2 separate regions of the Homo sapiens genome follow, and region 1 is linked to region 2. A link is an interaction called in ENCODE POLR2A ChIA-PET data of the cell type or tissue named here. Cell type or tissue: A673. All regions are shown on one strand. Each heading gives the region's core, and the rest is flanking DNA. Links, peaks and the distances in the headings are about the cores only.

The links. ChIA-PET counts read pairs that join two places held together with the same protein. Peaks named below come from ENCODE experiments on the same cell type or tissue, not always from the same donor. Only the 100,000 strongest peaks of a DNase experiment are listed, where the experiment ranks them.
Region 1: POLR2A ChIA-PET joins it to region 2 with 8 read pairs; 4 of 35 experiments call an interaction of 5 or more read pairs at or near these places.

The regions. Positions count from the first base shown.
Region 1 is chr9:70,571,342-70,582,575 of GRCh38, forward strand. The region is part of intron 22 of TRPM3 (transient receptor potential cation channel subfamily M member 3); the gene reads right to left. It also overlaps the pseudogene RN7SL726P. Among named protein-coding and RNA genes, the nearest start is that of KLF9, 160 kb to the left of the region's middle. In A673, for the core only: no CTCF peak of the experiment used is centred there; no DNase peak of the experiment used is centred there.
Region 2 is chr9:70,626,312-70,637,545 of GRCh38, forward strand. TRPM3 (transient receptor potential cation channel subfamily M member 3) reads right to left here. Exons shown (of 26, transcript NM_001366145.2): 12 at 8,900-8,950. Among named protein-coding and RNA genes, the nearest start is that of MIR204, 180 kb to the right of the region's middle. In A673, for the core only: CTCF peaks have their summits at 2,951 (motif pointing right) and 3,150; DNase peaks (open chromatin) are centred at 4,390 and 4,810.

The DNA of each region.
Region 1 (11,234 bases), core at 2,126-6,125, 55 kb before region 2:
GATAAACGAGTTGTTGCTGATATGTGTAAAGGTTTTGCACAGCGCCTGCCACTCTGTAAATCCTGACCATTTCTGCTGGAGGCCCTGTACCTTGGAGGCTCAGAGTCCAGGTTTCTGAGCCGCCTGCCAGGGTTCTAAGTCCAACCCCGCGTCTCAAATAGTTGTACCTCTTAGGCAACTTACCAATTAAGTTAAATGTGAACCATATGCACTTTTTGAGAGTAGACCATTTTTGACTTACAAAAAAGGTAGTTTCATAGGGTTCCACAGAATACATAGGTATATTCTCTGTGCCTCATTTTCCTTGCCCATTAAACATAGGGGCAACAATCCTATCTTGTAGGATTGTTGTGGGGATTAAATTAGTTAGTATTATTCACAACACATGTAGGACAGTGCTTGATATGTAGAAAGCACTATGTAAGTATTTGCTATTATTATTTTTATGACCCTCACATCTCTTTACTACTTGACCACCTAAATTTTTCTCAATAATAGCCTGTTTATTGATCCTTCTCTTTGCTTCTGTCAGAGCAGAAAGAGGCTTCTGCTTTTTGTGTTGCCAGCAATGTCTCTCTGCCCCCTTGAAGCCTGATTGACTTTGTCCCCTTCTTTTTCTCCATGTCCATCTTGACTGTTGGCATTTGCATACTCACTAAGGACACAGTGCTTTACATTAGCTGGCAGTGGTTCCCGGACGTCTTTGTCTTCTTTACATATTGACCCTGGAGTGTGAGGGCCCAGGAAAGATACAATATTTCTTCCCAGTTACTTGTGTGTGTGTGTGTGTGTGTGTGTTTCCCACATGATGGTGATTTTAAATCTTTAGAAAAATTCCTTATGTTCAAATGTGGAATTCGTAATGCTTTCCTATGCTTTTTGTCAAAAACAGACTTTTAACAAACTTAAATAATTTTAGATTTGTAGAAAGGTTGCAGAGTTAGTACACAAAATTCCTGTTCTGTATATTCTTTACCCAGTCTCCGTTAATGCTAAAGTCTTAAATAACCACCTATATTTGCCAAACCTAAGAAATTTACATTCATAAGTTACTGTTTGTACATTACTATTAGCTAAACTCCAAACTTGATACAAATTTCATTAGTTTTCCACTAAAATTCTTTTTCTCTTCCAGGATCCTACATTGTGTTTTATTATCATTCTTCTTAGTTTCCTCCGGTTGTTGACAGTTCTACAGTCTCTCATTTTTTATGACTTTGGCACTTAGTGTTGAGGAGTACCGGACAGATATATTTTGTAGCATGTCACTCAATTTGAGTTTGTCTGATTTTTTTTCTTCTCATGATTAGACTAGGGTTATGGGTTTTTGGAAAAAAATCACAAAGATGAAATGCCCTTCTTTTTATAACATATCAGTGAGTAAACAATACTAAGATGAGTTCTCACTGGTAATGTTAACTTTGATAACTCTCTCCACCATTTACAAAATACATTTTTTAAACATAGAATTCTCACATGTTAAGGTTACCAAGAGACCATCTAAAGACAGTAAGTAACTAGATTTCTAAAATTGCAGCATTTTAAAGCCCTGAACGGGCTTGTTCAATTGTTCTCAATCTTCTCAGCCCTAACATTTCTTTTTAATAATAACTATTTCCTATTCTTCCTTCATTCTTCAGAAGTGAAATTTATAGATGGTATAATTTATCTGTACATGTAGTCATAGAAGAATCAATATAATGTCCTAATTTTAAATAAACGAGAAATTAAAGGAACATAATTTATAATAAAATAATTATTTCAATATATAAGTGTTCAGACACAACAATTCCAGAAGCCATAGTGAAGTGGTCAGATGCTTACACCTAAATGAAGAACTTCCATGAATAAGACAGACACAAATGCAGACAGATGTGAGGCTCAAATACAATGAGGAACATTGTCTTTGGTGAGTTGATTTTCCAAAATGTTGAACAACTCATGAGAAAGTTCCAAAGCAAACAAAATACCATCTCCCTTGATTTTCATGGTGGTTTCATTCCTGGAAAAATTCACAGCTCATTAAAAACATGCAAAAATTTGTGTATTTAAATGTAAAATGGAGTTAGGCTCAGATAATTATAACCAGGTTTTTCACCTATGTGAATGTCTGCTGGGATAGCAGAAAGCTGTGTGGACAGAGAACAATGCTTCATTGTGGGAGTGTCCTGTGCACTGCAGGTTACACACACAGTCTGGGCTCTAACCTCTCAATGTCAATGATGCCCCTAATCAGGGAGGGCAAGCAAAAACAATCAGGGAGGGCAAAAAACAAAAAACAAAAAAACCAAAACAAAAACCTTGAATTTCCAAGGTAAAGTTTCCCAAAAAAAAGGTAAAGTTTTCAAAAAAAAACCCTTGAATTTCCAAGGTAAAGTTTCCAAAACATGGGGGCCATGCTGCCCATCAAGACCAGCACTGTTAGAGTTCAGGTCTAATCACTTCATCTCACAGTGAAGAACTGGGCTCAGGTCCTAACAGCCAGCACTTTAGGGCAAACAGCCTGGAAGCCAGCACTTTAGGGAAAACAGCTCCTAACCTGCAGGATCTGGTGTTTGTTGAGCCCTCAAAAAGGGTTCTGGTAACCCTTGGATTGATGCAGAAATGTAGCTTAAATCATGCAATTCATTTCACACACACACACACACACACACACACACACACACACACACTACCAACACCACCATGCTTGGATTGATTTAGAAATGTAGGTTAAATCAGCAATTCATGTCAGACACACACACGCGCGCGCACACACACACACACACACTACTAACACCACCACCACCATCATCAACAACATAATCATCAACTCAGTTTCTACACAAAATCCTTCACTTCTTAGTTTTCCCAGTGAATTAGGAGAACATTCAAATCCTTACACTGGCCTAAAAGGCCCTGCACAACTTGGCCCTGGTCTGCCTTCTCCAGCTTTATTCCCTACCATTCTCTCCTTGCACATCACACTTCCACCCTGCTGGTCTTCTCAGTTACTGGCAGGAGGAGTACCCTCCCCTCTGTCTCAGGACTTTGCACTGGCTATTTCCCCTGCCTGGGCTCTTTTCCTACTCTTTCCCTCGCAAATTCCTCCTTATTCTGCATAGCTTGGCTTGAAAGTCACTTCCTCAGAGAGCCTTTCTCTGAGTCCCAAATATGTCTCCTTGTTAGATGTTTTCATAGCACTCTGTATTCCTTCATCACATACTTAGCAGAGCTTATGATTAAGTATTTATTTGTGTAACTCTGGGTTTGATATCTGATGCCTCTACTGGGCTGTGAGCTCCCAAGGAGGCAGGAGCTTCATCAGTTTTTCTCATTACTAATCCCCATTACGCAGGAGAGTGCCTGGAACAGAGTTGTTTCCAAATATTTGCTGAATCCATGAATGAATGAATAATTAGGTTAGCTGCCCAGAATGACTTTCAGGCTGGCTGGCAGGCTGACACAATGGGAGAAACACAATCATGGTTTTTCATGATGAGCAGCAGCATAATACCTTGGTTCTGTTTTGCTGTGAAGAGAGAGAGGCATGCTATTTGAGACTGTTTATTTTGGCATAGTTGTTTCAGTGAGCTTGTTTTTTTCTTTTCTTTCTTTTTTTTTTTTAAATTTTTTTTCCCAACAGGGTCTCACTCTGTCACCCAGGCTGGAGTACAGTGGCACAATCACAGCTCACTGCAGCCTCAAACTCTCAGGCTCAAGCTATTCTTCCACCTCAACCTCTCAAGTAGCTGGGACCACAGGTGTGTGCCACCACATCCCGCATAATTTTTTTTTTTTTTTTTGTAGAGACAGGGTCTTCGTATATTTCCAGGCTGGTCTTGAACTCCTAGGATCAAACCATCCTCCCTCCTCATTTTAAATGAACATAAATGGAGCAGAGAAGCCTAGAAGGCACCTGGGTATTTGAAGTAGTGAAGGCTCCTGCATCTACCTGGAGCTGGCTTCCCCGCTGGAAGAAACAACGGCTTTGCAAATTTTAGCTTTATAGGGCTCACCCTTACATGTACCCTACTTCATTTTTTCCTACTGTTACTACTAATAACACCTTATCTCTAAGTAGCCTTTGACACTGTGCTGTTTGTTTCATTCTTTCCCAAATTTTGGTCTTTGGGTATCACTTTCATTAATTTGGCACATGACACATCACCAGTGCTATTATTTATTAACTTTTTTTTTCCTTGAATACATCCCACTCTGACACTGATGCACATTTTAGCTTCATCAAAAACAATAATATGCATGAATGTCTGATTATATTCATTTGGGCTTATCATATTCATTTGGAAAAAAAATGCTCTTTTTCTGGGCTGTGTTCTTGTGTGAGAGGAACACCAAGGACAACCTCCTTTCTGTCCTCAAACTGTTAAGAATATACCAAAGAACAGACAGTTTGAGTAACTTGCCCAAGGTCGCAGGGTTAGTAGAGATGACAGAACTGAGATTCAGTGTCTGGCTTCTGCCTCTGTCCTGGACTGTTCCTGTCACACTAACTCAAACCATTCTTAACTGAGTTCTCTACCCACACCAGGCACTCCATAACTATAAACTGTGGTTGGACTAATGATGGCTTCCAAAAGCAAACTCTTCTTCATGCTTTTTCTCTGAGTACATTATATTCTGTGCAATGCTGCTGGCATCTTGGGACAGTAGCTGCCTCTTTCCAACTTGTAATTTTCTGACCCATCTATGAGCCATGTCTCATTTGTATTACCAGGATGCCCCCTGTTTTCATGATGAATGCCATTTTGACATACTTGTAGAGACAGGTGAATCTCCTCATGGGCGGTACAATGTAGTTTTCATGGATATCTAATTTATCCATGATGGGTGATTTTGAGACTATCCAAGGTATCACCATATCAGTGTCATAGAAACCCTTCTGGGAAGCCTTCAATGGTGGAGGAAGCTCCCTTCCTGATTTCCTAATTCTGGAAACCACTGGTCTTTGGGTGATTCTCTATCTTCCTGACCATCAACCTTTGGCAGTGCACTGTGTCTTGAATAGCTGCAGAGTTGCCAATCCTGTTCTTAAATCCAGTTCTCATTTAGAATTAAACCACATACTTGAACACAGAAATTCCACCATGACATGCTACGCCAACTTGAGCTGCTGCTATAGATCTTCTTCTTCTTCTTCTCCTCCTCCTCCTCCTCCTCCTTCTTCTTTTTTTTTTTTTTTTGGTTTTCCCAGAGGGAGGCTTGCTCGGTCGCCCAGACTAGAGTGCAATGGTGCGATCTCGGCTCACTGCAACCTCTGCCTCCTGGATTCAAGTGGTTTTCCTGCCTCAGTCTCCCTAGTAGCTGGGATTATAGGCACCCGCCACCGTGCCCGGCTAATTTTTGTATTTTTAGTAGAGATGGGGTTTCACCATCTTGGCCAGGCTGGTCTCAAACTCCTGACCTCATGATCCACCCACCTCAGCCTCCCAAAGTGCTGGGATTACAGGCGTGAGCCACCACACCCGGCCGCTGCTATAGATCTTAAACTCCAATCACACTGGCATTTTTTTTGATCCTAGTTGAAAGCATCCAGACCATTCCTACCACATGGCTTTTTGCCCTTGCTGTTCTCTCTGTCTGGAATGTTCCTTCCCCAGCTCTTTTCATGCCTATTTCCATTATTCACATTTCAGCTCAACGTTATCTCTTCAAGCCCTTTCGCTGACCATTCTCTATAAAATTGTGTGCCCAAGTCCTTGCCGCAGTGACTCTTGATCCTGCTAGTTGGACTTATTTTCTCCCTGGCAGTTATGACCACCCCAAAGTATGCTGTTTATTTGTTGACTTACTGTTTCCACCGAACCCCACAGTAGATGTAACTGCTATGAAGTACATGCCAAGGCCTCTCTTGTTTACTGCTTTCTCTTTGCAATAAGTGGTTGCTAAGTAAATAAATGCATGATGTGGTCCAGGCACTGCAGTGAGGTATAGGGGAAAGTGCAAGGCTCTGGATTCCGATGGAAGCAGCCTTCTGTTCTAATGCAGAAGTTAAGAGCGTGGGTCTAGAAGTCAGATGGGCCTGGATTCCAATTCAGCCTCTGCCACTTTCTGGCTGTGTGCCTTCAACAAGTTCTTTAACCTCTGTTCTTCATGTAGATCACTAGTAAATCAGCACTAATGAGTCAGAGTGTATCATGTGCCTGGCCTGGTGCCAGCCACTGTAATAGCCTCTCAACAAATGTTAATTGACTTCCCTTTCCCTAGAAATGTCAGAAGAAACCCATGAAACCCAAGACATAGCTTTTGTAACACACTTGGTAGTTAATAGAGAATTCAGGCATCCCTGTATTCAATATAATCTGCTTAAGTACGACTGCCATACATTTTGCAAAAAGCAGTGACATTTTCAGCAGTTGGCTATCTTATGTAGACTCCTGATAGGGTTGATAATCTTAAATCCACAGGAAAGAATCCAGTCTTTTAGTGCATGACCTGTTTGATAGTGGTGTCCCCCGCCCTGTATATTCAATTACTTGCTGTAGAATAGAACCGCATGCACCATATATAGTTCCTTCGGTGCTTGAACATTATGTTCCTCAGGTGGCACGAGTGACTTTGAAGTACTTGTCAGCAACCGGCTTTCTTGTAACAGTACTGTAACCATTCAGTTCATAGTGACATTTTACTTCTGAAGCTCTTGTTCAGAATATTAAAAAGGGCACATAGCAGACTTCATCCCTTTGCTTCAAGGCCTGTGATTCTGTAAAGCTAGCCCATCAACTCAGGAGAGAGTCACTGGCCCCAGTGAATGTTTAAAACTGTTTTCAATTTGGTTCAGTGGTGTTAAGTTGATCAGTAAATATAACTATTGAATCTTATCATGGGGGGTTTGATTCCCCTTTGCGCTTTATCACAAATGGTGAGCTGGATTGATTGAACTGAACTATTTTGCCAGGATGTCTGAGATCACTCAGACCACTTTCTTTGTGAGTGCGTCATGGTGCTTTTGTATCCAAAAAAAAAAAAAAAAAAAAAGACTGGTGTCTCTCTTAGATGCAAACTTGAGAAGGGAGGTGTTGAAGTTTGCTAGACTCCACCTGGATTAGCAAAATATTTGTAAATTCTAAATCATAGGTTAAGGCCTCTGGGTTCTTCTTGTTCTTCATAGCAATGATAGCTTATTATGTCCAAAACTGGTGCCCAAGGGCATGGGACAAGATCTACTGGTGTTTGCCAAAAGGAGTCCTTCACGTTGACTGTTCAGACACCCTAAGTGCCCGATGTCCTAACTTGGTCTTTGGTCTGAAGACAGAGTGAGCAGAGCAGAGGGAGATGTCGTGAAACCCTGTAAGGGATGATCAATGGGGACCTGCAGCACTCTCTGCCTGGCTTTAGTTTGTGAGGACTTGGGGCCCCTTCAGATCTGTCCTTTAGGACTTCTTACAAGTTGAGGCAACTACATTGTGTCATCTCTTTCAGAAGCAATCAGGAGTTGAATTTTGGGTTCTGATAGGCCAGGTTTTCTCAATCTCAGCACATTGACATTTTGGGTGGGATAATTCTTTGTCTGGAGAAGATGTCCTGTGCATCAGGGGATGTTAGGCAGCATTCCTGGCCTCTACTGCTAGATGTTAGTAGCGCCCCCTGGGTTGTGACAACCAAAATACTTTCAGGGAGTGCCAAATGTCTCTTTGCTGGGTGGTGGTTAGGGGGTGCAACTGCCCCTGGTTGAGAACCAGTGAGATAGACCTTGACTATGAGAGATTATCTTGTGATCATAAGTAAGCATGTTTGAGAGTACTCAGCTCCTCTGGGCTGTCCTTGGGCCTTTCAGACCTTTGAGTTTCCTGGAGAATAGATTTTTATTTTTAGTTTTTTAGAGATGGAGTCTCGCTATGTTGCCCAGGCTGGAGTGCAGTTGCTATTCACAGGCGTGATCCCACGACCCATCAGCATGGGAGTTTTGGTCTGTTCCATTTCTAACCTGGACCACTTCACCCCTCCTTAGGCAACCTGCTGGTCCCTCCCTCCCAGGAGGTCACTACATTGATGCTAAACTTATTGTGGATGCCTGATCGACACAGCACACTATAACCCAGAACTCCTGGGCTCAAGTGGTCCTCCTGCCTTAACCTCACGAGTAGCTGTGACTACAGGTGTGCACCACCGTGCCCAGTGGGAATAGATTTTTTGATTTGGATGAACTAATGATAAGAAAAAAGTGAGAAAGGGTAGTATATAAATGCATTCATTCCTCTCCTCTCTTCCTTTCTCTCCTCTGTCTCTGTTAGTTTTCCAGAAGGGGAGAGATGGGGTTTGGAGGAGGAGAAACCTAGCTGAACTGAAAAAGCTGCAGCTAGGAAGCCCGTGCCCGCAGACTGAACTGAGGAACCTGAGGCTTGTAGAACTTCAGGTGATCCTGATATTCAAGTTCAGGCATCAGCAATTTACTGCAGGCAGCGTAGAAGACAGTGTTTGGAGGCAAACTGGGCATCTGCCAGGACCCTTGACAAAACTGCCATGTAGGCAAAGCCGTTTTGCCACCATGTGTCTTTGTGAAGCCTCCCCACACCCTGTCTCACTTTTCTTGCCCTCCAGACACTCAGTTGCCTCATGCTGGCTTCTGGCTGCTCAGGGTCCACCTCACGCATGCTGAGCCATCAGCTTCCACGTCACCTGCCCCCATTTCAACGCCCCTTCCCTGAATGCTGATTTCAGCTATTTTGGGGGTTGAGAGGAGCGATTCACATACTTCACATTAAGGCGAGAAGAGTCAGCAGGTTTAACCTGTTCAGGGAATGTTTTGACTCTTAAAAGAGAAGGTTGTTGCTCCTGTTTTAGAAGATATTTTGGAACAAAGGGCTTTTTTATGGCTTATCTAATTTCCCTGAAATGAGCATTATGGTTGCATATTTTCTAGCCATGATCTCCCCACTCTTCAGTGACACCTATGCATCCCATAAACTGAAGCTATACTTAAAAAGGGGCTCCACACAAGGCGACCTGCGAATTTCCAACAAGATCCAAATCCCTTAGCCTGACATATAAAGCCCTTTACAGCAATCTGCCTTACTAACCTCTTCTCCATTAATTCACTCAAGTAATGGTGGAAAAGATGAATACAGACCCTGGCCCCAACCCATCCCCAACCCCCACAATGCATAGAATCCAATAAGGGATACACACAAGAAATCAGACAAAAACAATATGGTGTCCACATCAACCCAGTGTAGATACAGAGGGCTTGGGAGTACCTCGGACACAGAACTAACCTAGAGGCTAGTTCCAGGCTGGCCCAGGGAGGACACCTCATATCTCCGTTCTCTCTGGCCCCCATATGCCCACACCAGGCATGCTCTGTCATGCCTCTGGTTTTGTACATAACAGTCCCTCTGTTTAGAATGCCCTGTCATTATCTGTCTGAAAAACTCTTAAAATCCTTTGTGATCCAGCTTAACTGTTACCTCCAGGAGACTTTCTCAGAGTGCATCTGGCCCGCCCTCCCTTTTCTCTTCCCCTTTTCCTACTGCTAAACTGTGTTCTTTCCTTTGAGCTAAGTCCTTACACAACACCTCTATGAAAATATATATCACGCTGATTTGTAATGTGTGTTTAGCTGTCAGTCTTCTTCAGCAACTTCCTTCAAAACTGAGGCAACAAAGTATGTCTTTTTAACTCCCATCTCGTGGCACAGAGCCTGGCACTTGAAGTGCTTAGTAAATGTCATTGAATGAATGAACCCATTCAAACTAGAATCTGGAAAATATTATAGCAGGATGTCTCCTTTATTCCTTTGTGTATTAGATTATGAGATATATACACAGAAGAGTCCATAAAACATATATGTCCAGTGTAAAATGAAAGCCCACGTAACCACAGCCTGGGCCAAGAAATAGCCCCTCTATCCTTAACTCACCAGTGGGTGTCATCTCCCTGAATTGAGTGTGTCACTAAGTTGAAGACTCAACATCCTGCATTTGACCTGAAGTTATTGGGGTCTTTTTCCAAGCAAGCACTCATCTTGAACCTTAGGCCTGATGTTCTAGATATCAAATATTTGGCTGAAAGCCAAGCAATTCAGTCAAACATCACTTGACAGACGTGGTCTGATATCTAGCCGCAGGAAGCGACTCGCTCCACTGGACAGTATCTTGCAAAAGATCTTGAGCATCTTCCTTTCCCTTACATATTGAGGTTGCAGGCTTATTTGGACTCTGTCACATCTGAGGAAAGGCAACTAATGTGTGAGCCTTGCTGGGATCATCTGCTAATAGTTAGCCTGTGTGGAGATCAGTCTATTTGTTGGTTGCTGTTAATACAGATCAATTAAAATCTTGCCACGTTATTCAGAAGGGGTGTACTCTGCTCTGCTTTGAGTGGAAATCAACCATCTGCCTTGCTGTGTTTGGTCAGAACACTGAGCCTTTGGAAAGGCCATAGTTACAGGATGCATGGCAACCACCGCCGGCATGGTGAGGCTCAGAGCTGGTGGGGCTGTCTGCATGGGCCTCAACTGGTCCTGCTGCTGGGCTCACACAGCTCTCTCTTCCTTCCTCTGCTGCCCTCAACAATCAAGGGCCAGCAGGTGGGCCAGTCTCCCTCCCTCCCTTCCTCCTTCCCTCCCTTCTTCATTCCTTCCCTCCTTCCCTCCCTTTTTTCCTTGTCTTCTCCTTCCTTTCTTCCTTCCTTCTCTCCCTCTTTTTCTCCCTCCCTTCCTTATAGCTGCCTAATCTCTGCACATATACTACAATCATGACTTTTTCAATAGATATTTCTTGAATGCAGCTGGAATTTTCTTCTTGAAAACAAAGTTAGCTAGCTACTTTCAGGAACTTAACTCTAGAATCCCCTTTGAGTCCACTTTCCTTTCTCACTCCTCCCCGCCTCCACCCTGTGCGTGTGTGTGTGTGTGTGTGTGTGTGTGTGTCATGAATCCATGATCACTACATTTAATTTAATCCACATTTTAAATTCCTTTATAACAAACATAGCTTCTTTTCATCATCTTGACTGACATTTCTGACACTTCAGCTTTTCTAGTTTCTTTATATGTAGTCCCTGAAATCTTTTTGTTTGCTTGATTGATTGTTTAAAGCAGATAACAACATCACTCTCTATCCTCTGCTTCAAGGAGTTTAATTCATGCATCAACTATTTTCTGAGCACCTACATTGTGTGAGACATAGTTTGAGGTATTGGAGATACTGCAGTGAACAAGAAAGATGTGGGTCCCTGCTCTCACAGAGCTGGCATTCTAAAGGATTTTTATATTCTAGAACAGTGCTATCTAA
Region 2 (11,234 bases), core at 2,442-6,441:
GTGTAGCTCCTTCTTGCGGGAGAGCGCTCTATACCATGAATGGCTGGGTGTCACACTGCTTAGGAAGCCTCATGCCCTTAGATCTATTTGGGACAGACACAAGGGGCTCCATCCACTTTTGTCCTTAATGAAGGACCCACCCAGGATGCTGTGTGAGATTTCTGCCACTTCACAGAAGACGTGCATTATGTATAGTGGTGGTTTTCCAACTTTGGTGGCATCAGAATACCCTGGGGAACTTGGTGACATTACAAACGGCTGGACTTTGTCTCACCTACTTCAATGTATCGGGGCCTCTGTGGCCTTTCCTAGCTCCTCAGGTGATTCTGATGCACACTCAAGTTTGTCAAACTGCTTGTCTACTCAGTAAGTTTCTGGTGGTAGTGGTAGATTAGGCAGCAGAACTGGGAAATTCATAGTGTCAAAAGTTAATTGCTTTCAGTCAGAAATTAATTAAAATTTTTTTGCTAACCTGAGGGTAGGTTTTCAGTTGTCCTTACTCAGCTTTTCTATGGGCAACTGTATCCATTTGAAGGTTTTGGGATTCAGGATTAGAGGTATCCCGCTGCATCCTATCATTAAACCTATAGCTTTACATGTTTCTTGTTTGATTTATCTTTATATCCTGAGAGCCTCTTATAATATGCCTGGCATATGGTGGGCACTCAGAGTGTTTTTGTTGAAAATGTAAACCAGTAAAACAGTGAAATTAATTGATGTTGTTGGGATCAAGTCTGGGTTTGGGTTTTTGAGTATTATGTTCTCAGTAACAAAACCAAGTAGCCACAATCTTGTTAGTCATCCCTGGTTGGAATAGCCCTAGTTCACTATGGAAATTTGCTCTGAAATACAGGTAATGCTGTATCTGGAATTCAGTGGCTATCCTCAATGGAGTGAGAACAAATAGATAGTAATTGAAGCACCAGCCTCAGGCATATAAGACTCCATTGCTGCTTTTTTTTTTTTTTTTTTTTTTTTGAGACAGAGTTTCACTCTTGTTGCCCAGGCTGGAGTGCAATGGCGTGATTTGGGCTCACTGCAACCTCTGCCTCCTGGGTTCAAGTGATTCTCCTGCCTCAGCCTCCCGAGTAGCTTGGACTACAGGTGTATGCCACCATGCCCAGCTAATTTGTGTATTTTTAGTAGAGACAGGGTTTTGCCATGTTGGCCAGGCTAGTCTCGAACTCCTGACCTCAGGTGATCCTCCCGCCTCGGCCTCCCAAAGTGCTGGGATTACAGGTGTGAGCCACCATGCCCAGCCCATTGCTGCTTTTTAGACTTCTTGCTGTCCCCAGAATTAGCTCCCACCCCATCCCACTGTGTTCTACCTCTCCCTTGGCTTGGGGTACATGGTAGGCTTGGGCATCTAACTGGAGCCAGCCAGGCAAAATGGGGCTGTGTGAAGGGCATCATATATGAGGTGGAACATTTTGAGACACAGACCCCTTCCGTCCTTGACCTTGGCCCTCCACAGCCTAATCTGGCATCCATTTGATGAGCTGAATAGTCCCCTCACAAAAATGACCTCTACCCTCCTCAGAATTTCAAAATCTCCTTTGTTTGAAGATTATCTTTATCCATCTAACTGAATCAGCAAGCTAAGCTATCCTCAGGCTAAAAAAGACCAATTGTCTGACTTCTTTATGCAAAGCATGGCAAAAAATATTAAAAAGGGAGCTCAGAGAAAGTTTTAAGATAGTAACTTTTCATGTATTAGCCTTCCCATAAAACTAAACTGAGTTTAAAAATAGTACTAATGCAACCACTTTTCTCCATTATTTTGGGGCAGGCTAACAAGGCCACAGTTTCTGTATCCTTTGGCTTTCCTGGACTGTTAGGCGAGGCTGTTATTTAAAGAGTAGAAGAGTCTCAGAGACTGGACTGGCCTGGGTAAGCCTCATTCATAGCCACAGGGCTCCTATGGGGATGACCGCCCGAGGATGCCCACCCATCGTGTCATTTTCCCTGGCAGGGTGAGGAGGAAGCACACCAGTTTCCAGTCAGCTGCCCCGGGCTTCTATCTGTCCTTTGGCCAGCAGACACTTTCCCTTAAGCTCTCAGATTTCTTTCCAGTGAAAGGGGTTTGCACTCCATGGCCTTTATGGTCTGCAGTGTTCAAAGGCCAGGTTTCAGGAAAATCCTCAAAGGACTTTTTGTGATGCTATAAAAAGGCAATCAGAGCAGATCTATAAATTTGTGCCTAGTTTTAATCTTGTAGGAATTCAAAAAATTTTAAGTGTGGGCTCACACCTGTAATCCTAGCACTTTGGGAGGCCAAGGTGGGTGGATTGCCTGAGCTCAGGAGTTTGAGACCAGCCTGGGCAACATGGTGAAACCCCGTCTGTACTAAAATACAAAAAATTAGTGGGGCATGGTGGCATGCACCTGTAGTCTCAGCTACTCAGGAGGCTGAGGCAGAATCGCTTGAACCCGGGAGGCAGATGTTGAAGTGAGCCGAGATTGCACCACTGCATTACCATCTGGGCGACAGAGCAAGACTCTGTCTTAAAAAAAAAAAAAAAAAAAAAAAATTAAAATGTGGGTAATACCAAGCCTAACACCTATGTATTTTGCTTTGAGAAACTTAGGTGTAAGCATCAGTTAGAATTCTAAAAATAAGACACCAATATTGCTTGAAGACCAATACTGAAAGGGAATATTTATGCTTTCAAGGTGTCTTTGGGAGTTGTCAGGAAAGTGATTATAGTAAAATTCAAAATCAATAAACATTTAAGGGGCAAATAGAACATTTTTAGAAAATGGCTATATCCATAAAGGACTTTTAGCGGTATATATTGGCAAGCAAGCAGGTGCTGGGATCGTCTCATATAAAGCTTGATTCTTTCAGAATGATTTATGTTTGGTCAGCCCTGAAGGAGGATAAATGATTCTGTGACCAGTGCCGGGGGGGGGGGGGGCCTGCGTTCTGTTTGACCACAAGGGGGCGATATTCACCTAACCGAAGCCAATGAGAATTCCTCCCTTCCCAGCAGCATTTTCCTGCCTCTTCCGTTTTTTGTTTTGTTTTGTTTTTTTCTTTTGAGACGGAGTTTCACTCTTGTCGCCCAGGCTGGAGTGCAATGGTGTGATCTCGACTCACTGCAACCTCCGCCTCCCGGGTTCAAGTGATTCTCCTGCCTCAGCCTCCAGTGTAGTTGGGATTACAGGCATGTGCCATCATGCCAGCTAATTTTTTTGTATTTTTAGGAGAGATGGGGTTTCACCATGTTGGTCAGGCTGGTCTCGAACTCCTGACCTCAGGTGATCCACTCATCTCGGCCTCCCAAAGTGTTGGGATTACAGGCATGAGCCACCGCTATAAAACATGTATGGTATATATATGTTTTATATGTACTATAAGGCCATATAAACAAACCCAGAGTGGATGAAGGATTAGGCGCTAAGGAATGAGTCAGATGCTCTCCTGTAAGTGATATTTGGAGGAGTGAAAATTTAACAAGTAATGTGTTTGCATTCAGCCTGCAAGGCTGGATCTCATCTGTTTCTTCACAGAGATTTTAGGGAGCAAAGAAGTTAGGGAATTACTTTTACCTTTCTTACTAGGAAGAGTGGAAACCTTCTTCGGGAGGAAGAAATCGGTTTTATAACATGAATAAAATTGAGTACAATTTAGGCCCCTTGGGATAGGTGTCCTGCGTGGACTCTGAGGGGGATGGCAGCCTCAGTGCATGATACTAAGCTGGGCCAATGGCCTTGACCACTGGGACCTGTGGATGTCACAGATGATGCATTTGCATTGCTTCTCCTAGGATGGGTATTGCCAGGTAGAGGGGAACTTATGGATACTCATTCAGGAGCAGCCAGCAACATGACCCCATAGAGGAAACAGCTCTGGGTTGGGCCATGGTCCTGACCCCAAGTGACCCTGGCCAGATCACTTCCTGTCTCTGTACCTCGGTTTATGCTGTGAAAATAGGTGGCTTGGACACAATAACTTCTAAGATTCTGTCTATTTCTAAAAATCCAACTGTATGACCACTACTTGGCAGGCTGTTCTTACTCCTTTCGGCCCACTGGCCAAAGACCCTGTTCAGAGCTTCCAAGGTTGATGTAGCTTCCAGTGATCCCCTGGAGTTTGGTTAGTGGAACCAGAGGCTTGTAGACAAGGGATGGTAAAAGGATAGATGGGGATGGGGTGGTGCTCAGTGCATCCAGCTCCTCTGGAAAAAGCAGAGAAGGTGAGCAGTACCTCACATGCCAACAGGTAAAGTCCAAACACCTTCTGGAGGAGACTTCCTTTGCTTGGGTCCTTTTCAAATTAGAAGTCAAAAAGGATACTGGAGGAACAGTCATTCTGCCTGCTGTTTCTGTTCTAGCACTTCCCCCTCCCCCTTCGGTAATGACTTTGGTAATTGGTAAAGCCTGAACTATTATTTCCCATTTCATGCCTTAACAGTGGGAGGTCATGTGATTCAAGTAATTTGCTAGACAGGCTTGGGTTCTATGAGTAGGTACGATTTGACAACTTGAAAATGTTGTCTTCTTTTTTCATGCTATGAACTGCTAACCTGAAGCTAAGGTTTACTTCGTGCCATGCATAAGGAAACCTTTTAATTAAAAGCATAGTTTAAATTCACTTATTAGATCTGCTCTTCAAAATGGTTGGGGTTTTTCAGATGTCAGCTCACCATATCACTATCAGATCTCAACTGTTTAGGAAAACTGTCTTCCTTTGAAACTCATAACAAGCCTTCAAAACAAGATTGGTTCCTTCTGAGATACATAAGATATAAAATGATTGCGGTTGTCAGGTTTACCAAGGAAGTGTGAAGAAAAGACTCCCCTGGGACAGCTTGTATAATAAAGAAAAGTGGACTGCAGTTGGTGTGAGTAATCACCCGGTAGGGGCTTCATCTGGTGAGAGCTCAGGGGAAAAGAGGACATCACCCCAATGTACAGCCCCTTAACATGGCAATATATCGGGCAACCAATCCTCTGAAATATAATAATGCTTTTGCAAATTTCCATGCATTTAGCAGATGGGATTATGCAAATGTCCTTTCCTTACCCAAAGTGTGTCTGAAATGCCTTTTTTTTTTTTTTTTTTTATTCTGAAAAGCTCTGGGTCTTAATTCCCATGTAAATGAACTTTAAATTATCATAATTTCACCACTACTTCCACATAACACTCAAATAGCATCCTCTTTTGGTGGGGAAGGATAGTATAGGTAATTTGAAGTATTAGCACATTTAAGAAAGGAAAAAACTACTTTAAAACGTACAGAGGCACAAAGTGAGCAGACAGCTACTAAAATGGCAGGTTATATTCCACAGAAAAGCAGACAGACTTGGGCCACTCTGGTTTAATATGAGAGCATTGGTACATTCAATGGATTTATGCATGAAAATAGTTCAGGGAACTGGGTTGGTTTAAAACAATTTAAATTTCTGATTAATGCTGAAGTGCCACTCTTTTTACCTCATTGCTCCTAGATTGTTCCCTTGATATAAATAATTTGAGATTTCAAAACAAGCTTGGGAGCAATTCCCCACATTCAGTTCTGTTGGTCTCAAAGAAGAGGTAAACTGGAGATGTCATGCTGATTGACTTATGATGGTCTGATAATTCCTCAATGCATTCCTTTGGTTCTTAAGAGTTATTTACATATAGTTTTACAGATGTATTATCAAACACTATGCTTAAGGTCTAGGACTGTGTTCCTAACTCATGAATAGCGTTTTGTACCAGAGTTAATAACTTATTCATTAATTTTGTCCAGGTTAAATATATATGCACACATATATTTCCCCCCATAATTGTAAAGAAGAAAGCACACATTAATTATTATTATTTTCTTTAATTTTGAAAATTGCTTTAAGTTCCCAAGATTTTCTTAGCATTTTAACTCTAGTTTTGTAGCCTTTGATTATCCTATTGGCCTAAATTGCTAGAAGTCACTTGAAACCACCTGAAAGTCACCTGAAACCACCTGAAAATTGCTGAAAGTCACCTGAGAAAGTTGTGCACCAATGTTAACTTCTCCCTTATTCACTTCTTCCCCAAACACAAAACAAACAAAAGTCTTCATTTTCAGCTCCCTTAATCCATATAACATAAAATGTAGGCCTTGTGACTCCTGTGACTACCATTGTTCATCTTTCTTGCTCTCCCATCATCAGATACTTACCTTAGTCCTGGAAATAATGCATTCTGCATTTCCTGCTTCTACTTTTTCCCAAGGGAAGAAATTAAACATTGGCTTTCTGTGTCTCCCTGTCTTATTGGCAGTCTCTTTTTCCAGGTAAAAGGATAAATTATTTCTAGACCAGTTCAGTACTATTCTTGGTCATTTGTTATCATTTTTTCCAGTTACTAAATTTGCAAGTAAATGGTAACTGCATGCTTATATAATGATTTTCTTGCTCTAATATTTGGATCATACTTAAAAGGAAAAAAAAAAGCTGCTTTTATTCCTTCTTCCTCCCAAATTCTTACCATCCTGTTCTTTCTTGTTAGTCTATATTATTTTTCAGGTACATCTTTAGCTGAGAAGCTACAAAAAACCCTACCTTAGAGATACTTTACATGCCTTCTAATCATACAAGTGACGTGAGCAAATGCAAAAGGCAGCTCAAGGGATTTCAGAAAAGAGAAAACAATATTGCAAAGCAGAGTCCTATGGGGAAAAGAAAGTAATGAGAGGGATTTTAATAATTTATACTCAGTGAAATCTAACTGCAAAAATCCCTTTGAAAATTAGACAAGACCTTATTGCTGGGAGGCTGGGTCATTGAATTGGATGAGCGACTCTTTTTAAAGGTTTGGGTTGGTGATGACTGGGATTGAGGGACAAAGGCATAGCTGTCTCTTTAGAAAACCTCACAATTCCTTCAGGGACAGAGATTAACTTAAGGTGAAGGAGAGAATACTCCAAGTCATTACTTTAGAAAAACTCAAAACATTTGGTTGAACATGAGCAACAACTATCTCTCTGAAGAAGACACATCGAATGTGTCTACTTCTACTCTTCTGAGTTTAGTTTTCAGGCAATTTTAAGCCAGGATGAATTAGACAAAACCGGAAGGTTCAAAGGAAAGAGAAATGGGTTTGTTGAGGGTAGATCTACTACGATGGCATGGAATGGGTAGACCAGTGAAAGACACAATCTCAGGAAAGTGGTTGTTGAGTTGGGAGTACAGATTGCATAGTGTTTTCCCCTCTTGTTTTGAAAAAACTACAGGCTTCACCCACTCAAGTAGATGAAAAATCCTTCATTAAGGTGGTATAGAGATGGGAGGAAAGTTTGCAAGGGCCAAAGGATGGAGATTTTGATTTTCTGTGTGTTATTTTTATATCCTTTACTCATTCTTAGCAAAGATCCAGCAGGTGAATAGGTACATTATAAGTAGCCCCAAGGCCTTTGCTTGGCCTTTCAAAGGAAAAATAAAAAAGTAGTTACAGGATGCCTAAGGGCAATTCTAGCCAATCACTTCCTGTGAGATGAAGAAATCATACTGTATTTTTGACTTCACTTTGTAGGTTTCTCTGAATATGTCCTGTGGACTTTGGTGAAGAATTGTTACCAAGTGGCGATAGTGGGCAAATGTGTGCATACATGTATGGGCACATAGGTAAGGGGCGGGGGCAGTGCCATCTTCTGTTTTATTTTTTGGAATTAAAACATCACTTTCTGGGATGGATTTAAGGGTTCAGAACTCAAGCTACCTCTGAAGGAGATAATATGGGGCAAAAGAACAACCACTTGGCTAAGATTAAACAGAATCTCCCTATACTTCATTCTTCTTGTCTTTAAGTGGGAATAAAACTGTATTATAATAATAAAATAATAATTTTTTGATGGAATCTCACTCTGTTGTTCAGGCTGGAGTGCAGTGGCACGATCTTGGCTCACTGCAGCCTCCACCTCCCGGGTTCAAGTGATTCTCCTGCCTCAGCCTCCCAAGTAGCTGAGCTTACAGGCACACACCACCATGCCAAGCTAATTTTTGTATTTTTAGTAGAGACAGGGTTTCACCATGTTAACCAGACCAGGCTGGCCTTGAACTCGACCTTAGGTGATCCACCCACCTTGGGCCTCCAAAGTGCTGGGATTACAGGCATGAGTCTCTGTGCCTAGCCTATAATAATAAAATAATAATTCTATTTCATAGAATTGTTGTGAAGATTAAATGAATTAAGATGCACTGAAAGTATGCAGCAATGCTGTGCACCTAGTCATCACTAGCTCATGACTATTATTATTTTATCATTATTAATAAAATGAACTGAACTTTAAACCTAGCTCTTCACTAAATGCCAATATAGCTCTCATCTCCTTGTAGTTCGGCTTCCTCATCTGTAAAATGAAAATAATTCTACCCGATCCATACCTACCAACATTTTTTTCCCATCTAATGAGATGAAAAGTGTGAAAAAATATTCTGGAAAAAATAGAATGTTAGAAGAATGGAATGCATATTTATGTTTTAGTCCCTGTTTTTAGAAAATTTGGAGCTATGCTTACTACACTCTATGTAATGCTAGATGTGACATTGTATCAGGAGCTGGTGAATGAAGATTTACTCTTGTGGTCAGTCAGGCAGCTCCCCAAACAGTGAGGGGCATATGGAAAAATACAGGTATGGCATAAATCCACTTGGCACGGGGAAAGCCAAGAGTTCCGCTACCCAAAAGCATTATGTCCACCAAAAGCATCTAAAAGCACGGCGATTGGAGATAACACCACAGCTGCATCATGAACAGAAGCATCAGAGTTAAAAGACACATACACACACACACACACACACACTGTTCTGAAATGAGTGGCGCCTGATAGGGACAGGAATACTCTGGCAGCTCATGCAAAACAGAGGCACTCTCTAATCACAGGAAGCAGTCAAGACAGGGCCTCCGACCTGCAGTCGAGAGGGTTCTTACCTTTTTGACATCCCTGACCAAGTGGTACAATGTATTTGAGGGCCCATGTCTCTGAAAACAATAAAGAAGAATCAAACAGTTTTGCTAGTCAGGGGCTCTGGTTGGCAAGACAAGAAGGATCTAGAAGGAAGGGTGCTGGCTGGTGGAGGGCAGTTCATTAAGATGGACCTTGTTCTAGTTGCTCAGTGTATCTGCCTTTTCTTTCTTTCTTTTAAATTGTCCCCATTTGCAGATGAAAAGCTTTGTCAGTGATTTTTTTTTTTTTTTTTTTTTGATACAGGGTCTTCTGTTACCCAGGCTGGAGTGCAACGGCATAATCACAGCTCACTGCAGCCTCGAACTCTTGGGCTCACCTTAGCCTCCTGAGTAGCTGGGACTACAGGTACACAACACCATGCCTGGCTAATGCTTTTGATAAAATTTTTTTTTTTTTAAAGATGGGGGTCTCACTATGTTGCCCAGGCTGGTCTTGAATTCCTGGCCTCAAGCAATCCTCCCACCTCAGCCTCCCAAAGTGCTGGGATTATAGGCATAAGCTACCATACTGGCCATACCTGTTTCTTCTAAACAAACACGTTGGCAGATTTTTGAATTGTATTTCCTCAAGCAAATGTATTTGAGATTCTAGGTTCAAACTTTGTAAGGGAGGTTGTCAACTCTGTTGACAGCTAGGCCAAAATATGATGGAAGAAGCCAGTTTTGCAGCCGGGGGCTGGGATGAGGGTGGGAGAACAAAAGGACCCATTGACCGCACTGGAAATACACTTGGGCATTCTGCCATCACAACTTGTTTATTACCCATCATGAATGAGAAATTGTCCAAGAAAAGGGTTGGCCAACTTTTTCTGTAAAAGGCCTGAGAGTAAATTAGACTTTGTGGGTCACACGGTCTTTACTGAAACTGTTCAACTCTGCTGTTGTAATGTGCAAGTAGCCATAGATCATATGTAACAAATGAGCTTGGTTATGATTCAATGAAATTTTAATTATGGGCACAGAAAGTCAAATTTCATATTATTTTAATGTGTCATAGAATATAGCATTTTTCTTTTGATTGTTTCAACCATTAAAAATGTAAAAAAAAAAAAAAAATCTTAGCTTGCAGCCCATACAGAAACAGGCAGCAGGCTGGATTTCGATGACAGTTTGCTGTAACTTGATTTAAAGAAAAAGCCACAGACTGTTTGGGAAAAAGAGAGTTTTGTAAAAAAGACGGATGTTTGTTTGAGGTAAATATAAAGTGAAATAAGTTGCCATTCTATTGTCTTTCAGGAATAGGAATGTCAGATAAAATCCAAGATGCCTAATTAAATTTGAATTTCAGATAAACAATGTACAATTTTAATCTAAGTATGTCCCATGCAATCTTTGGGATATAACAAAATTGTCTGTTGTTAATCTGAAATTCACATTTAACTGGGCATCCTGTATTTTATTTGCTAAATCTGGTGAGATGATTAGATAATCTAAAATAGTGATGGCTTTTTTTTTTTTTTTTAGTTAGTCTCGCTCTGTCACCTGGGCTGGAGTGCGGTGGTGTGATCTCAGCTCACTGCAACCTCCACCTCCAGGGTTCAAGATATTCTCCTGTCTCAGCCTCTGGAGTAGCTGGGATTACAGATGTGCACCACCATGCCCAGCTAAATTTTGTATTTTTAGTAGAGACGGAGTTTCATCATGTTGGCCAGGCTGGTCTCAAACTCCTGACCTCAAGTGATCCATCCGCCTTGGCCTCCCAAAGTGCTGGGAGGCCACTGCGCCCAACCAATGGCAAATTCTTAAGCACTGTTGCAACCATTCAAGTATTGAGACAGGTCTATGAAATGCGGCAACGACCTGCCCATTCATGTGGACGTGCCCATCAGAGCTCTTTTTCCACTGAGGGGATGCTGGATTGTGCAGTGATTTAGCCTACAGACTCTGGAGTCAGAGTGCCTGGCTCTACACCTCTGCTGCTTACTGGCTCTGAACGTGGGCAAGCAACTTAACTGTGACTCAGTTTTATCATCTTTAAAATGGGAATGACAGTATCACTTTATCTGATGGGGTTGTTGTGAGGATTAAATGATATAATGTTTATAAAGCTATTAAAAATGGTGCTTAATGCCAATTAGTGTTAGCTATTATTATTACTGAGGCTATTTACTGTTCCATAATCCTCAACAAAGTATTCCGGGAAGCCACCACCAGCAGACTGAAGTGATCAAACTTACTGGCCTTCCTCAGTCTAGAATTTTCCTACCCACCCCCACTCCCCAGTCTTTGGAATAAATTACTCCCTTGATTCTCTAATTGATAGACCATTCAATGCTTGTCTTTATTTATTTATTTTTTT